Regions from separate parts of the Mus musculus genome. Here region 1 is linked to region 2. Evidence: chromatin loops called from intact Hi-C (ENCODE). Cell type or tissue: left cerebral cortex. All regions are shown on one strand. Links, peaks and the distances in the headings refer to the core of each region. The heading gives the core; the rest is flanking DNA.

Region 1 (9,534 bases), core at 464-8,463, 790 kb after region 2:
TCTCATTAATTTTTCTCCCAGATGTGTTTGGTTCTATCCTAGGTCTCTGGGCTATTCAGCCTCTGGGTCCTGGCCCTCCAGATAGTTTTAGGAGTGGGCTCCCTCTCATGGCATGGGTCTCAAGTTGAATCAGTCATTGGTTTGCCACTACCACAAGTTCTGTACCACCACTAATTTTATCTTTTTAAAATTTTATTTATATACTCATCTCTCCTCTCTCTCTCTCTCCCCCTCTCTTTCTTTCTCTCCCTCCCTCCCTTCATTCAGCTTCTTTGTGTATATAGTATGGTTTCCAGTTTTGTGCTTGTGAATGAGTCTCTTTGTCTGCTTCTTGTGCCTTTGCTTGACCTCTTTTCCTTCTGTTTGTTTTGTACTGTTCTGATAAGGTTTTGTTTTATTATATTGTTAATTATTAATGTGCATTTTAAAATGGAACAATGAAATTTGCAGGTAAATGGATGGAACTAGAAAATATACTGGATTAATTAGCACACATCCAAGAAGAAAATCATATGTTCTTGCTCATCAGTGGTTTCTCAGCTCCAGATCTTCAGATGTGAATGTATACTCTGTAGTAAGTGCAGAAACAAGGAAAGTCAAAAAGGACCACAGGGTGGAGGAAAAAGTTTTATAGAGGGGAGTAGTGCTGTGACCGGGAGCTCTGTTGTCTGTGGTCTATGCTGCCACCAGAGACTGAGTGGATTTCCATGGTCTGGACCATTGCCAGAAACCAGGCAGATGTCTATGATCCATGCTGACCAGCAAGGAAGCTCCCTTTGCAGTGGTATCAATGACTGCAGACTCACAGTTGAAAATGAGAGACTGAAGTCTTCTGTGACAGCCACTGACCCCTATATAAAAAGAAATAGTCTAGATAAGAAGCCATTGAAGAGAGCCCTTAAAATTTATGACTGTGATGCTGAAGTGTAGCTTTTCACAGCTGACGGTTTCTGGGTGAGGGTGGGGAGATGGGGGAAAGACTCTTTTTTTTTTCTTTCTGTGCATTGGTGTTTTTCTGTATGTATACCTGTGTGCAGGTGTTGGATCCTGGAGTTACAAACAGTTGTGAGTTGCCATGTGGGTGCTGGTAATTGAATCTGAGTCTTCTGGAAGAGCAGTCAGTGCTCTTAACTGCTGAGCCTTCTCTTCAGCCCCCTAGACTCAGTTTTCTTTAGGGGGCTGACCACTGGGAGTTTGACTATGCTTCAGTGAGTATATGGCAACACAAATTAGACTTGGCATATTTTTCCCTTTTTATTTTCTTTTTGGGATATATATATGGTTTTGGAGATAGGGTTTCTCTGTGTATACCTGAGTTTCCTAGAACTTTCTCTGTAGACCATCTGGCCTCAAACTTAGATAGCCCTCTGCCTCTGTCTCTGAGTCCTGAGATTAAAGGCAAGTGCAACTCCAATATATATATTTGAAATATATGTATATATATTTACTATATGTCTTATATATAGTAAATATATTTTAAAATATTTTGTATATAAAAGAACATATACTTAAATGTATTATAAATATATGATATATGAATATAAGTATAAAACATATAGTACATATATATTAAATATAGATGTAGACATATTTTAAAGTGATAATGCTTTTTAAAGAACCATAGGCTATCTAACAAAACCCTCAGTCCCAGATATGAGAAACCATGCTTCGAGTTGGTCAACAGAATCTGGAAGACTCCCATGACTATGTCGGTTATTGTTGTTGCCCTTGCTTGCCTCTCAGAGGGTGAAGATAAGTTATTATTGCTGAAGGCATTAAGCTTTTCATTTTAAAATTATGTAGTTGGCATACAAGAATAGTTTATGACACTTTATACATATTACATTGTACTTTGCTCATATCAGCCCATACATTAGAATCTCTCTCTTTCTCTCTCTCTATGTGTGTAGTAAAAATATTAATAATTCCAGCCTGAAGCTTCTTCCCCACCTTAGACCATTTATGTTCCCTGATGACACACACAGACTTTATATATTTTAATATGCTTCTGATATCACAATAGCTGGGCAGCTGCCTACCTTCCATGTTGCTAGACTCTACTTTGGTCCATTAGGGCTGCTCTTAAGCCAGTTGGGCAGCCCTCTGGGACACGCGTTCTCTTGGCCCTTCGCCCATGGAGGCTCTCCTTCTCCTTTCCTGCACATTCTTCTTCTTCCACGGAGGCTGTGAAACTTCAACCCCACCTATGTCTCTTCTGTCCAACTATATGCTGACAGCATCTTTATTCACTAATCAGAATTACCTTGGGGCCAGGATCCCAAGGGCTATGTGCAAACTTCAGGTCTTGGGGTCCAGCACTTAGCATTACAATAGACAGTAAAAGACAAAATCATCAGCGTGTGTGTGTGTGTGTGTGTGTGTGTGTGTGTGTGTGTGTGTGTGTGCATTGTTTTCCTTGTTTGTCTTCCACCTTTTTTGATACAGGGTCTCTTACTAAATCTGAAACTCAGTATCTTGGCTAGTCTGGCTTGCCAGTGATCTCCAGGTACCTGCATATCTTTGCCTTCTCTGAACTGCTGTTATGTTTCTCCATATCAGATTTGTCTGTGTATTCTGGGGACTGAAATTCAGGTTCTCATACTTGGAGATTGGCCTTTAGCAGTGTAGACTCAGCTTGCCTTAGCCTCACAGAGATCTGGATTGGCCTGCTGAGTGCTAGGATTAAACTCCGGCATCACCATGCCAAGGCCCGAAAACATCACCACGCTCAAAACAAAAGTTCACGGACCCCTGTGTCTCTGCCTCCCCAGTGCTGGGATCCCAGGCACGAGCTGCTATGCCTGATCTCTATGTAGATTTTGGGGAATGAATTCAGATTCTCATTATTCACTTTAGCAACCGAATCATCTCCCCAACCCATGTCTCATAGAATATTCTTATATTTAACGTGATCTCCTTGTAGGTCATAATTTCTGATTGGATTAGACATTAGTTTGTTAGATTAGACATTAGACTTTGTTAGATGCTATAACTATGATCCATCTACCCAAGACTTCAAAATCTCCTGCCACTTTTGTGCTTTACTTAAAATAGTTTTAAAATTTATTTATCTTTATGTGCCTTGGTGTTTGCCTGTATGTATGTCTATATGAAGGTGCCAGATACCCTATAACTGGACAGTACCAACAGCTGTGAGCTATCATTTGTGCTCTGGGGCTTGAGCCCCAGTTTGCTGGAAAAAGAGCCAGTGCTCTTAATCACTGAGCCATCTCTCCAGCCCCATTCCCTTCCTTCCCCATTCCCAGATAGGGTTATTCTGTATAACCGCTCTGGCTGTCCTGGAATTCAATTTGTAGAGCACACTGGTGTTGAAATCAGACCTGCCTGCCTCTACTTCTCCAGTGCTGGAATTAAAGGCATGCCACCATGCTAAGCTTCTCTCTCTTTCCCTCTCCTTCTCCCTCTCCCTCCTCTTCTTCTCCCCTCCCACTCCCCCCTTGGGTGCTACAGTTTGGGCCATGTGTTTCCCCAAGTATCAATATGTTAAAGGCTTGGTCCTCATCTTGACATTATTGAGAGGTAGTGAAAATATTAGCAAGTAGACCCCTATCAGGAGATCTTCAGGTCACTAGGGCCCTGCAGAGGAGATAGTGGGACTCCAGATACTTCCTGTCTTTTGCTATCTTACCATTGAATGTGTGATTCTGTTTTGCCACTGGCTCTTACAAAGATATGTTATGTCAAGAAGGACGAATGAATGAGCGTGGGTAGAAACCTCTAAACTGTGCACTAGTCTCTTAGCTTCCCCCAATTCTGATTTTTTTCTTTCTCTTCAGTATTACCTTAGGGTTTTACTTCTGTGAACAAACACCATGACCAAGGCAACTCTTATGAAAACATTTAACTGAGGCTGGCTTACAGGTTCAGAGGTTCAGTCCATTATCACCAAAGCAGGATCTTGGTAACATCTGGGCAGGCATGATGCTGGAGGAACTGAGAGTTCTAAATCTTTATCTGAAGGCTGCTAGGAAAAGACTGGCTTGCAGGCAGCTAGGACAAGCGTATTATAGCCCATGCCCACAGTGGCACACCTACTCCAACAAGGCCACATTTACTCCAAGGCCACACCTCCTAATAGTGCCACTCCCCCGGCCAAGGATATTCAAACCATCACAAGTACATTATGAACACTTGGGAGTCATTTTTGGGTTCTATGCTACAGTTCAGAATCCAGCTGTGGGCCTGCCAGAGCTCTTGGCTGTTATGTGGCTCAATGCACATTTCCTGCTTCCTTGGCCTTTGCTTTATACTGCTGTTGGCTCATGTTGGAAATCAACCACACCTTACAGTCTGACTTTCTCATCCCTGGGACAAAACATCTGGCATAAGCAACCTCAATGGAGGAAAGATTTGTTTTAATTCATACCTCAGAGGCCTCAGACCATGGCTAGTTGGCTCTGCTGTTTCTGGGCTGTGAGAAGCAGAAGCCAAAGCTGCCATTTCCCCTCGGCCATGAAGCAGAGCTAGAGAGATAAAGAAGGGATTTTGAAGATATACTTCCTCTGACCAGACCTCACTTCCTGTTCCGCTATGAACAGTATCCCTTGATGAGGTTAGCATCCTCATGATCTCACCATCTTCAATAGCATCACCAGTGAGGGGATACATGAGCCTTTAAGGCACATTTCAATCTAATCCATAACATATGAATTTCCCCAGTTTTATTTTGCTTACAATAAAGCACAGATTTTGTTACTTCCTTATGGCCAGTAATTATAATATGCCATTTTAATCCTAGCAGATTGCATTTATTCCATTTAATAAATGTCGTGGAGCTACTAATTATGAAGAGCCAATGCATATAAATGATTTGAAATAAAATGCTTAAACATTGGGTCCAATATTGTGGTAGCTTTTAAACATGCCCTCTACGCCGATTTGTTGAAAGTCATTGTGGCTGCAATAGAGTATGATTGAAGTGACCCTCTCCCCACTTCCTGGTCCACAGTTTAAGGAATGTGAGGCGTTCTCTTGTCTCTTGAAACGTTCTGACTTATGTCCATTCAGTATGCTGGGAGAAGCCAAGCCGATACATAGCATGTTCTGTGCAGTTGGTGCGGCAGACAGCCCCAGTGACTCAGCCAACTTCCAGCATCCATTGCCAGACAGACTCTGAGCAACTTTGTTAAATATTGAAAACGAGCTGTAGTGATCCCAGTCACTGTAGTAGTCCTGTTGATGCTGAAAGGAGGAGAGGCAAGCTGTTCATAGTGAGGTCTGACAAAACTTTTGATTCGTAAGCAAAATAAATTATTGTTCTTACACTAAAAGGCTACACTTAGAATGTGTTATGTAGAAATCAATATGTGGAACAAACATCACCCCACTGACTGCTGTGATAGAAGTGACCAGTCAATTAATTAGCAAAAACTTATGATGTATCATTATTTATAACGTACTGAATTTGGAAAGGCTTTTTGTCAGTGTCTCCTAAGTGGAGATTGAGAGAAGGTCCAGAGATTTCTAAATACAAGAAAAGTGGTAAAAGTTGTTTGTTTAAGGATGTGGGAGGCATGGGACATCTGGACTGCTGTCATAGTTCAGAAAAAAACTAGAGTATATGAAGTGAAGGGGCAAGCAAGTCCAATGCATTAAGGATGTAATGGTAGTACTAAGGTTAAATATTCCTCCCTTAGAGCGCCTCCCATTCTTAAACATTCTTTCTCACTTTTTCTTAAGAATTCTACATTTGCTCTATTTTAAAAAATGAATTGACTTTGAAGGGAGGAGACTCTCTGCACACCCATAATCGGACAATAACTTAAGGACTCTCTTCCTGATATGTATCCTATATTATTTCTAACATATAGATACCTCAAAGGTATAAGGAGTTAATAAATATTTATTGACTCATTGGCTGATTGAGAAATCATATAAGAGTTTTGAAGGAATGATATCATATTTATATGTTAGAAAAATCAGTATGTAATATAAAGTAGTTAACAGATAGGTTGAGTGTATTAATTAGTTTGGGTTATTATAATAACAGAAAAATTTCCAGAAGCTACTCCATTTTACACACAGATATCTTTGTTTATAATATAGAACAGTTTTAAAAATCAATTTAATTAAAGGGATATGACATTTCAAAATTAACTGTGGAATTTATTAAACATATTATAGAAACATTTTAATGTGAAATCAAGTCTCTAAAATGTCTTTTAAGAAACTGTTATTAAAAATAAAATGAGTAATTTCAGTATTTTAGGTAATATGGCAAGTTAACCCCAAAATACAAAGCCATGCCACCTTTTATATTTGCCTTTTCTTGTACATATAACATTTCTTATTTTTAAAACCTCTATTTCATAGCATATTACATAATAAAGATCCCCAATAGCAAAGTCATTCTTCTATGTCAGAATACATGGTTAATGTTATCCATACTAATATATGTTATTTCTGATTTTCACATATTGATGATTCAAATTTGAAAAGTAGTGTTTTGCTAGGTAACAACCTAACAATTTGATTTTATTACTGGATTAGAAGCATGCCCAAATATATTTTCATAACCATCTGGCTCTGAGTCAGGGCAATTATGATAAGGTACTTAAGGCACTGGCCCATCATTTTAAATGGATAAGTTGACACTTAATTCTGTCAGCGCAGTAATCAAGAGAAAAGTCTATTGAGAGACGATGCTCTGCTTCCCATACCAATAGTGGGAAGATTTTATACTTCTCATAATGACACAAAAGCACTTCAAAAATCTTAAGAAAATGGTGGCGTTAATGTCTGACATTTGTCACATTTTTATATTTTAACTCCACCCCTTTGAAAGAAAAATTATGCTCATTAAGTTACTCAGAAAATATTTTCGTTCAGGTTGTTTAAAATTGTAGAATTTTTTCACATATATTTGAAGGCTTTTTTTTTTTTCTTTTTCAGTGCCAAGGTCAGAACCCAGAGCCTCTCACATTCTAAACAAGTACCCCATCACTGAGGCTCATCCTCAGTCAGTCTTTAAAGCCTTTTAAACTCTTATCCACTCAGATGTCTATGTAAATACACATCTATGCTCTTACTTTCAATGGCCAAATAAGTACAATTATAACTATTGATTCCACTTGAGTGCTTACTATATGCTAGACACTATTACAGGGGATTTGCTTCTAGTAATTTATTTCATCTTCAATGGTTTGTCATTTCCGTTTCTTATTTATGAGGAAACAGACAGAGGAGTTTGTCCAATCTCTTTAATGTCGGACAGTTTAGCGGTCATCAAAACTTTGATATTGTAAACAACGCTGCCATTAATATCTTGGTTCATGTTTTAAAAGACTGTAAGATTTAAAATTCAGAATAACTGGAACCAGAGGCACATTTCCAAAAGCTGGCTATATACTTCCCATCCTTTCTCTTAAGAATGCTGTAATTTATACCCCATCAGGCAACTTTGTTTCCCATCCCTTGGATTCTTTTAGTTTTAAATGACTGAAAACGTTAACCGATGCTTTAGTTTGCTCCTCTTCCTCCAAAATTCGACTTTAACTGTTTAGTAAGCAAGCTGTTTGTACTGTTATACAAATCTTGTTGACATGTTTATAAGCTTCCCTTTTTGTAAGGGTCCCTATTTGGGCACTTTTTACCGAATCTCAGTGCATGTGCAAGACCGACTTGCTAACTTTACGTAATATTTCCAAGAGATGATTCTTTAGATTTCACATGATTTAGAGGACAATGTGTGTGTGTGTGTTGGGAGCTGGGGAGGGGGCGTGCGTTACATACATATGTACAAATTAGATCACCAAATCAACATTTTAAGTTGCCAAGAGTCCTCATCAATGTCTGGCTCCATTTTTCATGTGTGTGTGTGTGTTTTTTTTTTTTTTTCAATTTCTGCCGTTGGGTGTGCGTGCTTATCTCAGGCTGAGAAGGTCTAATCTTCTCAGGGACTCAGTGACTGCACGTTTAGTCAGTCGGAGCCCACACCCAGGAAGGCTCCCTCTGATCTCAGGCTGGGGAATGAGCCAGCGTTACCTCAGCCTCTCGAGAGGCTGTGCGCCTCGACACTCCCTCCAAGGGATTCAGGCCAGCTCCACCAGCTCACATGACTCCAATCCCAGCAACTTCCATGAACCCTCGACGAGCGCGCTCAACATTTTCCTCGGGTAACCCAAAGGACTGCCTGACTTTCTAGAGGGATTGCAACATCACAACAACCCATCGAATAAACCCAAGGAGTTAAAAATTAAGGGTTTGGCTGGACCCAAACTGAACCCTCTCCCTCTCCCAGTCTCTTATTCACTCTAGAGGCTCTTAGTCGGCCTCGGTGCGCCTGAAGGACCTCGTCCTCCCGAGACGCCCGGGGACATGGAAAAGCCGAGAACCTAGCCGCTAACCCCACGGGCACGCGGGAACTCAGCAGAGGAAGAGACAGCGGCGGCTCATCGCGTGGGCCTCGGCGGAGGCGGCGGGCTCTGGCCAGACCCGGAGCGGGCAGTGTTCAGGCAGCGCTCAAGTCGCCTACATTCCCGACACGCCCCGCGCGGGGGCCTGTTCCGCTTCTCGGCTGTTGCCGCCGCCGCCGCCTCTGTTGCTGGGGTGGGTGAGAGGAGGGGCTGAGAGGGACCCTGCACTGGCAGGCAGGCGCCCTTGCTGTGTTTGTACCTGAGGGGCCTCCTTTCTCCGTCACCCCTAGAGTGCCGCGGGGTCGAGGGGCAGTCCCCGGGGACACCTCGGCACGCAGCGGACATGCCTCTCTTTGCCACCAACCCCTTCGACCAGGATGTTGGTAAGTGTTTTCACCGCCCCCCGTGGGTGCCCCCCGAGACTGCGAGCCCGCGCCGACTCCCGTCCCACTGCGTTCGTTCATTCTGGATTCCCGAGGCCGAGCCCACGTTCTTCTCTCCCGGGGCCCCTTCGTTCAGAGTTGGGAGAGGGTTGAGCGCTTGGCGCATCCTCTTTGGAAGAAATGGGACTTAGAACCTCTCTAATGGGCCTTGGTAAGGGACTTGGGGAGGGGGAGCTTTGAAGGAATCGCTTAAGGGATTCGGGGTAAAGGGTTGCCTCGGGAGGAACAGACGACGAAGCCATCTGCCGCTGGGGCATGGCTTCTGGGAGAAGAGCGAAGGACAGACGTATCTTGGCTTAAGCAGATTGATTATATGCTCTATCGCCAAAGTATTTGCCTGGCCCAATGGAACTGGCAGAATGTTTTAGGTAAGGTTACTTAAAGGGTTTTTTAAATAGCCCTATAACGGTCCCTGGAGGAGAGAGGTCTGGTTACGTACTGGTAGGTTGAAATGTTGGAAGAGATGGAGATGGATTACTTGGCAACAACTGAAAACGCAGACATGAGCCTTTGGGATGCCTTTTTCAGGCTGGGCCTCTGCCTTTGGGGAAGTGTGGAAGAGGATTTTGATTCTAGGATGGGGTCTGAAATGCTAAATTTTTTGTTGTCTGAATCATTGGTATTAGGTACCAAGCATACCAATTTAACAGGTTAGCTATCTATTTTTCAGACCTGATTTGAATTTCTTGAAAGAATTTTGGGATGTTTTTGAATGC
Region 2 (9,389 bases), core at 1,390-9,389:
CGAGGGTATAGTATAGAATAGAGTTTATTCAAGGTATGGGGAGGAGAGTTAAGAGAGTAGCAGAGAGATAGAGAGAGAGAGAGAGAAAGAGAGAGAGAGGAAGAGAAAGAGAAGAGAAGTAGAGGCTGGCCCATGGCCATGAGCACTCAGAGAGATGGGTAATGGAAGGGAATGGGGAACGGAAGAGCAAGAGAGAAGCAAGAGATAAGAGAACAAGAGAAGGAGGAGGGGACAAGCAGCCCCTTTTATAGTGGGTCAAGCCTACCTGGATGTTACCAGGTAACTGTGGGGAGGAGCATACTTGGCTGTTACCAGGTAAATGTGGGGTGGAGTTTAGATAGAATGCTAACACCTTTATCAACACATTTCCATCCACTCTCTGAATTTTCTAGAAATTAGTTTTACCCTTGTTGGAGAGAAGGAAAAAATAAACTGTGTTTTGCTACTCTTATAACATTCAACACATTATACTGCCAAAACTTGCTGGAGGAGGCCATTTCCACATCCCAAACCATTCTCCAGCAGGTACCAGCTGCGTCCTACAGTTTATCTCAATTCCGACACTGTACAGATGCAGTTAACATCAGCTCCCACAAGTAGGGGACCTCAGCGCATGCCCAAGACTCCTGCATTCCAGGTGTTCACAAATCTCAAGTTGTAAATGGGTTATCATCAGATCTTCTGAGGGCTGGCTATAAATAAAATTGTCAAATCCATTTCCTCTAGCTAAGTTCATTCTCGGACTGTACTCGGGGTTTATAGCCCTTGTTATTTGAATCTGAATAATCGCTCACAGGCTCCTGTCCTAGCGAATAGGAGATAGGGCCTCCCTGGAGAGAGAGAGCTTTATCTCAGTTGGTTTCCACAGAACGAAGTATCTATGAGAAGGATCCATGCTTTTCCAAGATGCACACTACTATGTCCAGGAAGTGTGACTATAGAATTGAAGAACGCTTACTCAATATTATCATGTAATTCTAAAGTTGAAAACTTATTTTTTTAAAAAAGAGGCAAAGCTCTACAATATTTCAAAGGTAGACGTCTAGGCCTGAGGGGACATACTTAGGTGGTCAGACAGTAGCCACCCCAAAAACATAAGCTCTGTATGCACAGCAAAGGGGGAATGGACTCTGAGTTTTCAAAGGACTCCTCACCAGGAAGAAAACCCTGGTTGTGCTTGCTCTCTTTGTGGGGGTGAATGAGTGATCTTGCTCTGTCTTAAGACATGAGAAGTTCCCAGAAGCCAGATCAATATGGCCTCATGCATGGATGACACCATGGTCTTCTTGCAATTGGTCCCTTGTTCAGCTTGTCGGGGTCTTTTGGATTTAATGATGTTACCCATTGCTTTACCACATTTCCAATACAGCATTATCCACACACTTTAGATATATGCATAGCTAATGGGAAGCAGAGCTGTTTACGATGATACTTCATTGGTGCCGCTCTGTTCCCTACAGAAACAATTTCTTCAGTATTTGAGTGTTGAAGTCAGCTGAAGCAACACTCTCATTCAGCGCAAGTCTCTAAGACTTTGCTTAGCGTGATTAACCTGTACTAAGTTTCTTTCTGTGAAGTTGTCTGATCTGCTGGAGACGGTGGCAATCTCTGAAAGCACTTGGTTTCCTCCTGGAAGTGAAGTAGTGGGTACCACTCTTAGTTACCCACCTGGAGGCAACAACATGCTGTAGGATGCTCTCAGTCCTGACAAAGCTGCAGAGCTAGGGCACCTGAGGTGACACACTCTGATACACAACTGCACCACACTGTGATCCCCACCGCTCAGGGACGAGCTGGCATATGCAAGGGTCTGTGCATTTTTTATGCTTGTTAATAATATAACTGTCTACAAAAATGCTCTGTGTTCTTGGCTTAACTTGAATAGAAATACACAAAATATGCTTCAGGACTAGAGCATGATCCTTCTTGGAACATTATTTCTTTGAGAATTTGCTTTTACTAACACCTTTTAAACAGAGACAGCCAGCTTTTACAACCAAATATTCATGGGTTTCTTGTCTGTTACGGCAGTAGCTTGAAATAAGGCCTGAAAGGTAACATGAAGTTGTTAAATAAAGTACACATAGAATAAGAACTGATGGCCTGTGTGAGTTGTAACTACCAGGCTGGAAGTATGATGCATTTCTGTATGATGTGGGCAGTATGCTATGCAGAATACCAGGGCTTGAGTTGTGTGAGAAAGGTGTGTGCAAAGCTAAAGAGAGGAACAGTCGCTGTGCAATGGAGAGTAAGGCTGATTTTTTTCTGAAAATTTAGTGTGCTGTGGTTTGAATCTGACATGCCCCGCCCCCTCATGGCTATTGGATTGTAACAGTTAGTTGGGTGCCAGCTGGTGTAGCCGTTTGGGGGGCTGCAGAACCTTTGTTCTCCAGCTGGTGGCGCTGTTTGGGGAGGCCATAAAAGCCTGGGCAGGAGGAACTGGGGCGCTAAAGTGCTTCACTTCCTGGTTTTCTGCCAAGTGAGTGGTACTGCACATGCTCCTACTGCATGGCCCACCATGCCCTTTTCAGTGTGATGGAAACAAATCCAAGGAGGAGAAGTCGGAGTTCGTGTTGGGAAGCAGTTTCAGAGGCCACAATAAATCTTCGAGCGCACGTCACAGTGAAAACCTGATCGCAATGGGTTAAAAATGGAGACAATGGAACTGTATGGTTTTAAGAAATGTTTATTACCCGTACTTTGACTTTTGTATAGTGGAAACCATACAGCTATTTGTATCACCAACTTTTAGAAATGTACATCAGTGTGCCAGGATAATTTCTACCCTTTAAAGAACGTTTTAAAAGGTCTCCACTAAATGGTGCATCCAGTAAGGATGGCATGTACACCTGAGTGGAACACCACCAGGCTCTGCCTTCAGAACACCAAATGTAAAAAAATTGGTCATACACTTTCTCTTGTAAAGGCCATAGAAGCTCAGTCCGTGTTTGATGGCGTGGGCAGAGATGGGGATGAGAACCACAGAGTTCTGGGCAGGGTTGCGGGTTGCGTCTGACGGCGCGGGGCAGAGCCAGAGGGGTTACACACAGCTCTCCCGATTCAGCTACTCCACATTATTTCAAATCCTGAAGAAACGGTTGCATACTCCGCATGGAATCTTATGAAGACCCGATTTGATGAAGCATGAAAGGGTGCTACCACAGTGTCCTGCAATTGAGGAGGAGGGGAAGAAAGGTTATTTTTTAAATCAAACATATTTCTAGAAATATCAGCATACTTAAAGTGTTACCTATAGAAACTCTATAGAAGTTCTAAGAGTGAAGCAACATATATTTCTAACTGTGACACACCAATAATTAGTGCATTAATTAATACAACAGAATGCCTCCAGAGACAGAAGGCTGCAAGGCGATGGTTGGGGAGGTAATGGTGGGCCTCACTGGTCTTTTATCTTCTGTGTATCTGAACTAATGTGAACAATGGCACGCATCAGTGCTGTGCCATAAAGCACACCACCCCAGCCAGGCTGCTGGTGTCAGCGCATGCACACCACCCCAGCCAGGCTGCTGGTGTTAGCACATGCAGACCCACACACAACCGCCAGGCTGCTGGCGCTTTACCTTAGCGTTTAGTTCTTATTTCTTTTATTCTTATGCTTTATATGATAGGTTAACATTGTGAAATGTTAATAAAATAAATGGAAAACTCATTACATATGGAAAGGAGTATACTTTGATAATGGATACAGCGTATCCATTATCTCCTTGGATTTGAGATGACACTGAGCTACAAGAGGGAGTCATCCACCTTCCAGCGCCTCTGTCCTTCATCTACAAAGTCCAGAGTGAACTCTTCCTGCAGCACAGGCTGCCAACTGTGGCTTCAAATAGATCTGACTGCTTGGAAGGTACTCAAATCTACACACAGGAGCCATACAAAGATAACAAAGTTATCTCTCATTTTATCCTGCATATAATAGCAAACAGGGTGCCTACTGGTCCCAAGATCAAATTCTTTCCCCATGTAACTGATTTTCCCATATTAAGATATGTTCCCCAGAGCTGTAATGGTGGATATAGTTGGGGAGAAGTTACTTTCGAAACCCAGAGGCTTTGTTTAGTAATCCAGGCTGCACTCAGGTACATGGGAAATAATACATCAAAAAAGTTTCTTCATTAATGTGGGAAGGTGTTAGTGGAGGATCGGTAAGTTATAAACAGTTTAAAAGATGCAGATATGTGTATGCATTCAGATATGAAAATACGTGTGCTCAAATATGCAAATGTGTATATGTATTCAAAGAAAGGTAAGTGGTGAATACATAGAATTCTCAAACTTTTAAACTTACGATGTACTTTCTAATGTTTCTAAAAATAAAATCTTACAAGCTTTAAAATAAGTTTTATATTTTTTTAATTCTCTAGACATCCAGTGATATAATTCTTGCCTTGTTTGGTTCAAAGGGCCGTGCGAATAAAGAGGAGAAAAATTAAAAACAGTGCCCTAACTCCCTGGTAAGGTTTGATTCTGTAGCTTTTAGTGGTAACTGTAATATGACATATCTGCCACTAGATGGTGCTCATACTCCCAAAATAGAAAGCCACTGAATTACAACTTTTTTTTTTCTTTTTTTGGTTTGCATGTGCCTGTAGTTACCGTTACCGTCACTGTTTAAAAAATCACATGTGAAATTTTACATGTGGAAATGTAAAATAGCTTGTTTGTTTACTCACGATGCCACAGAACGGTCCAAAGGGTGGTGAGTTGGCATCTGGACCATTGAAGAGTATGAGGTAGTTCTGGTCACAGCCACCTGGAGAGTCGATACTGAGAAAGGGAAACCCAACAGAGAGAGGCCTTCCAGAAGGAGCAACGATGGTCCATTCACAATGAGTGTTGTTTGGGTAGCTGTCAGGAAAGCCAGGGTTGGCTAATATACCTTCGTTGCCCAAAAGAGTCCCTCCACAGCCTGCAAAGAAAGAATGGACAAAGGTTCCATTTAGCATCCAGCTTGCTTTCCCACACAGGTAGAAAGCGCCCAACATGGAAACCCTCCTCTTGGTTGAGAGCCCCTCCGGGCCCATCCCCACTGGATAGTCCTTTCCCAGTGGCTGTGACCCAAGGTAATTCCCCCGGGACTATTCTTTGCTAACCTCAAGCTAGGAACAAACTGGAAAACAATACAATAGTTACCCCAAGAGAAAAGTCTCCATCTGCATGCTTTGAGGGTACAGCAGACTCCCTGAGCATAGAAAATATTAATGACTGCGAAAATCAACTCACATTCTGTGGCACACCCAGACTGACGACTGACGTCTGACGTCACAGCTTAGATGCTACAACAAAACTCATCAGGCCCACTCTAGCAGTTCTAAGACCTTCTCAACTTCTAAATCTGGTACAATGCCTTGAGCAGGGTCACCTTTCTGTGGGGGCTCTGGTGTGTAATAGCAACAGGGTGCCTATGGGTCCCAAGATCAAAGTCTCTCCTCAAGTAACCAACTTCCCGTGTAAAGATAGAGTTAGCCATGTTTCCTGGAGCATGGAGTTTTCTCTCCTTCTCTCTCCCTCTCTCTCTCTCCCTCTCTCTTCAAGATCAGTTCTTACTATGTAGGTCAGAGTGGCTTACGGCTTCACTCCCTCATGTGCAGGCCTGCGGCCATGGCCAATGCATTCATCGGTTCCTCCTTTTCACCAATCAGGGAAGTTAATGACTGGGCTTCCTTCCGTGTGTAGATTTTGTTTTCTGTGATTATTGAATGGGACCCTCTCTTATCCCTTAATATACTTAAAAGATTCCTTTCATGATTTTTATTTTGTAGGTTCCCAGATATTATAAAATTGAAGTATTGGAGGTATCCCTCTTTTCTCGATCTAAATGTGTTCATGTGACTTAAATTCCCTGCTATTTAATGAACAGTGGACCAAAAATTCAAGAAGACATTTATCACCCTGAAGTAGCAATTACGACACAGGACTGCCACCAAATGATAGGAACCATGAAGGATTGAGCTTCTCATAGACACATACCATGAGACGTGCATACACACGGTCACATGTGCAGCCCGCTGCTCATTGTGGATAGAGCCAGCTGCCTGCACACACACAGATTTGGCCCTGACTTGTCCTGTGATTTCATTTCCTGAATTCTCAAAGAGAACTCCTGGGTATTCCATCCGAAGAACAAAAATAATGTTTACATGGAATGTTTACATTGTCAGACCTTTTATATGAAAATTTCAGTCTTTTACATCAAAGAAATGATAAATAATTGTAGGATTTTGAAAATTCAGTACTCTCATTGTTAAGAAATCTGCGTCTTTAACAGAAAATCATCAGGCGCAGACCTAATGTGCTGAAGGCCGCATTCCTATTTCCTGTAATGTTATTTCCTGTGGTGGACACCCCATCAGCCCACAGGAGCTTCCCTCAGAGTGAGCATCTTACCAGTAGGAGAGGAGGCCCAGATAATTTCATATCCATGGTGGGTGTCTGAGTCATCGCTGTGGAAGTGCAGATACAGTTCATTGCTCTGAGAGAAGATGGGGTTGGGCAGCAGGTTGCTGCAGTACTTGCCAAGCAGTGGTGAACTGCTGCTGCTGCCATTTCTTACCTGTGAAAACCCACCATTGGTTACCCATCCGATCACCTCTGTTTCAGCTCATCACTAACACGTGAGGTAAATCCAGTAGGTTTGTTTTGGTTTTGTTTTCTGAGACAGTATCACCTTCTTAGCTCGGGCTAGCTTGGGCTAGCTTGGGCTAGCCCAAGCTAGCCTGAGACTCCCATTATTCTTGTCAGGCCACTCAGACTCCAGAATAGGAAATGGGGCTTTACATATTCAAGTATTTGTAGATGAAGACATATAAGAATTTACAGCACTCGCCATTTGCATTGGGATTTAGAAATATCTGATAAAGTATAGCCTCAGAAATACTGACATTCTTGTGATATACTAGCCGGTGCCATGATCCTACAGAGTGTTATGTGTGCACACATTTTGAGGAATGCACAGTGGACTTTCAAGGGGGAAGGGGCACCACTGTTTGGCCTGTTTCCAGTTGTACTTTATTCCTGGGATCACAGTGGGGGCCGGGGGAAGGATGCTTCCCACTGGAAAGCTTAAAGTGGCCACAATGAACAAAGAACACCGAAGATCAAAAACAAATCTTTTCCTTGTGGGAAAAGTAAATGGCTCCATGTGCCTATAATATTCCTCACCCTGTAGACCTGCATGAAGAGCTGCTGTTAGCGTGTACATGTTCAATGTGAGAAGCTACCCCACTTCCCTTCATCGTTCCATAGTCCAGAATCTGGCTAGCCTTTAGAGTCACTGCAGTCTGCAGAAGTGCACATTTACTTGGGCATCTGAGCTGGCGAGGCTCTTTCTATACCTAGGCAATGGCAAGTGATGCACTCTTGGTTCTTCTCTTAAATGTTTAAACAAAACATCTCTGGCTAGGACAGACTGGTCAGTTCCCTCCCAGTACGTGGGATAGCTGACACATTTAAGAACGCTACAAGGCTTGACCCGCTCCCGCCCCCCATACTCTCAACATTGAGTTTCTTTCCTTGGGGATCCTCTCTTAAATCACTTCTGCGAGATCGGGGGAGGAGAGATCCACTGCTTAGAGCTTACCACATTCACTTTTCTGAGAAGGATGAGGCATAGCTCATGAATTATGCAGAAGCATGTACATTGGAGAGGGGAGTTGGAGGCATATTCACAGGTAGGGCCTAGCCATGCCCTCCCTGCTAGAAATGCACTAGAATCCTCATGGAAGACTTCTATTCCCACCATAGCTAAAGTAATAGAACACCAGGGCTCCCTTCAGAGTCTCTCCTGGAGCTCCAGAGGCAGATGTGTTTCTGAGGCCTGTGTAGTAGCTTCCTCTCTCTGCTAATGTAACAGAACTTCCCATCATTCTGTGGAAAGAGGGAGGATGTCTGGCTGGTGTGGCTGTCACCATCCAATGTTAAAAAGTAAGTCTTCACTTTCCAGCATCCAGATGACAAACGGCCAAGATTAAGTGGGGCCAGTAACTAGTACCTTGAGTTAGGGATGGATTAAGACTATGACTCGGGGTTAGCAAGGGACTCTAGCCCTTTTCTACATCCCTCTCTTTTTGTTTGTGCACACATCTGTTTTATACAAACATCTGGTTTTGTGGATGTGTAAGCGTGTAAATCCGAGCTTAACTCCCTGACGAGCACAAACAGCACAGCTTCTGTGTCTTCATTTCTTCCCTTTTCTCATCTCCTGCCATGGAAAGTACCCCAAGAGGAATCACGAGCTTTCCCCGGGAATTCACAACTCGATAAGGATTCCATTTGACAGCAGATTCAGTTCAATCTGAGATGGGAGCTTTCCTACATAGTAAGGTAAGAGGAAGCCTGTGGAAGCTGAACACATGGGCAGAGACCATCTACTGGAACTCCATTCTCCTCCAGGTAGTCCTCTACACAGGGGACAGCGGGCCAGAAACAAGGCCACTGGAGATGAGCTGGTGACCAGAAAGACAGGAAATCTGTTAGCATTACAAAGTAGCAGGAAAAAAGGCTGACAGAAAAGAAAGGTTACCAGGAAAGGGGTAGCGTGAATCCGGAAGTTATTTATCCCACAAAATTTCTGGAGAACATATTTGGAATAAATATAATAAAGCTAACTAAATATGGAAATATTAACTACTCTGAACTGATTAATACATATTATATATGTGTTTGGAATATCATACTGCACCCCAACGTATGCTCAGTTAAAATAGTGATTAAGCATTTAAGGATGTGATCAAAGAGGCAGTTTGAGAAGAAAGGAAACTCTGAGTCAGGAGTGGAAGCTGTGGACATCTTCCAGAGTCTTTCCTGTAGAGCCATAAGGCCAATGGAGAGAGCCTCGGGGAATCTGTCGACTCAGTTAGCAGAGCCAAGATGCTGTGCTTGCTCACTGCCCGGGGAACAGTGTGTAAACACCTTTGCAGGTAACCGGCCCTTGCCCATGACATTCCATTCAGCCTGCAGGTTGGAACTCAGATCCATGTTCCTTTGAAAAATCTCTGTCCCATTGCTGAGTGGTGCCATGACAGACGGTGACACTGCCACCCAACCATGCTTCCAGTGCTGTAGCTGGAATCTGCTCAGTACGCATTTATAGGATGAAAGAATACTGACTAGCTTAATAAAATAGAGATGTTGAATTAATATCTTGAGAAAAAAATTCTTAGTGATCCATCCATGTTCTTATGTAATCCATTTAAATTATATGCAAATATGTATTACCTCCAAGAAGTCATTCATGCATTGTCTTGAATCTTCCAGCTGAAACCAGTAAAAAAAGAGGGAAATTCTGTGGTTCTGCGGGGCTCTGAGAATGATGGAGCAGTCCAGGTTATTGGCATAGCCCTGAGGCCACCCAGGACTCTTTAGATTGC

What was found. Hi-C counts contacts between places; a loop is a spot of excess contacts. Peaks named below come from ENCODE experiments on the same cell type or tissue, not always from the same donor. Only the 100,000 strongest peaks of a DNase experiment are listed, where the experiment ranks them.
Region 1: a loop joins it to region 2, with 2.9 times the contacts of the local background. A loop is called at or near these places in 8 of 42 quality-filtered maps.

The regions. Positions count from the first base shown.
Region 1 is chr2:14,065,579-14,075,112 of GRCm38, forward strand. It overlaps Stamos (signal transducing adaptor molecule (SH3 domain and ITAM motif) 1, opposite strand), which reads right to left and starts at 8,356. Exons shown (of 2, transcript NR_038162.1): 1 at 8,005-8,356; 2 at 4,755-5,202. It overlaps Stam (signal transducing adaptor molecule (SH3 domain and ITAM motif) 1), which reads left to right and starts at 8,522. Exons shown (of 14, transcript NM_011484.3): 1 at 8,522-8,758. The coding sequence starts at 8,719. In left cerebral cortex, for the core only: no CTCF peak of the experiment used is centred there; DNase peaks (open chromatin) are centred at 5,087 and 8,112; H3K4me3 peaks cover 1,118 bases; H3K27ac peaks cover 1,035 bases.
Region 2 is chr2:13,273,668-13,283,056 of GRCm38, forward strand. Cubn (cubilin (intrinsic factor-cobalamin receptor)) reads right to left here. Exons shown (of 67, transcript NM_001081084.2): 64 at 9,238-9,389; 65 at 6,409-6,574; 66 at 4,695-4,930; 67 at 2,671-3,168. The coding sequence ends at 3,061. All of the region lies in intron 1 of Gm13270 (a long non-coding RNA gene), which reads left to right. Among named protein-coding and RNA genes, the nearest start is that of Gm13270, 6.8 kb to the left of the region's middle. In left cerebral cortex, for the core only: CTCF peaks have their summits at 2,397 (motif pointing right) and 4,535 (motif pointing right); a DNase peak (open chromatin) is centred at 4,599.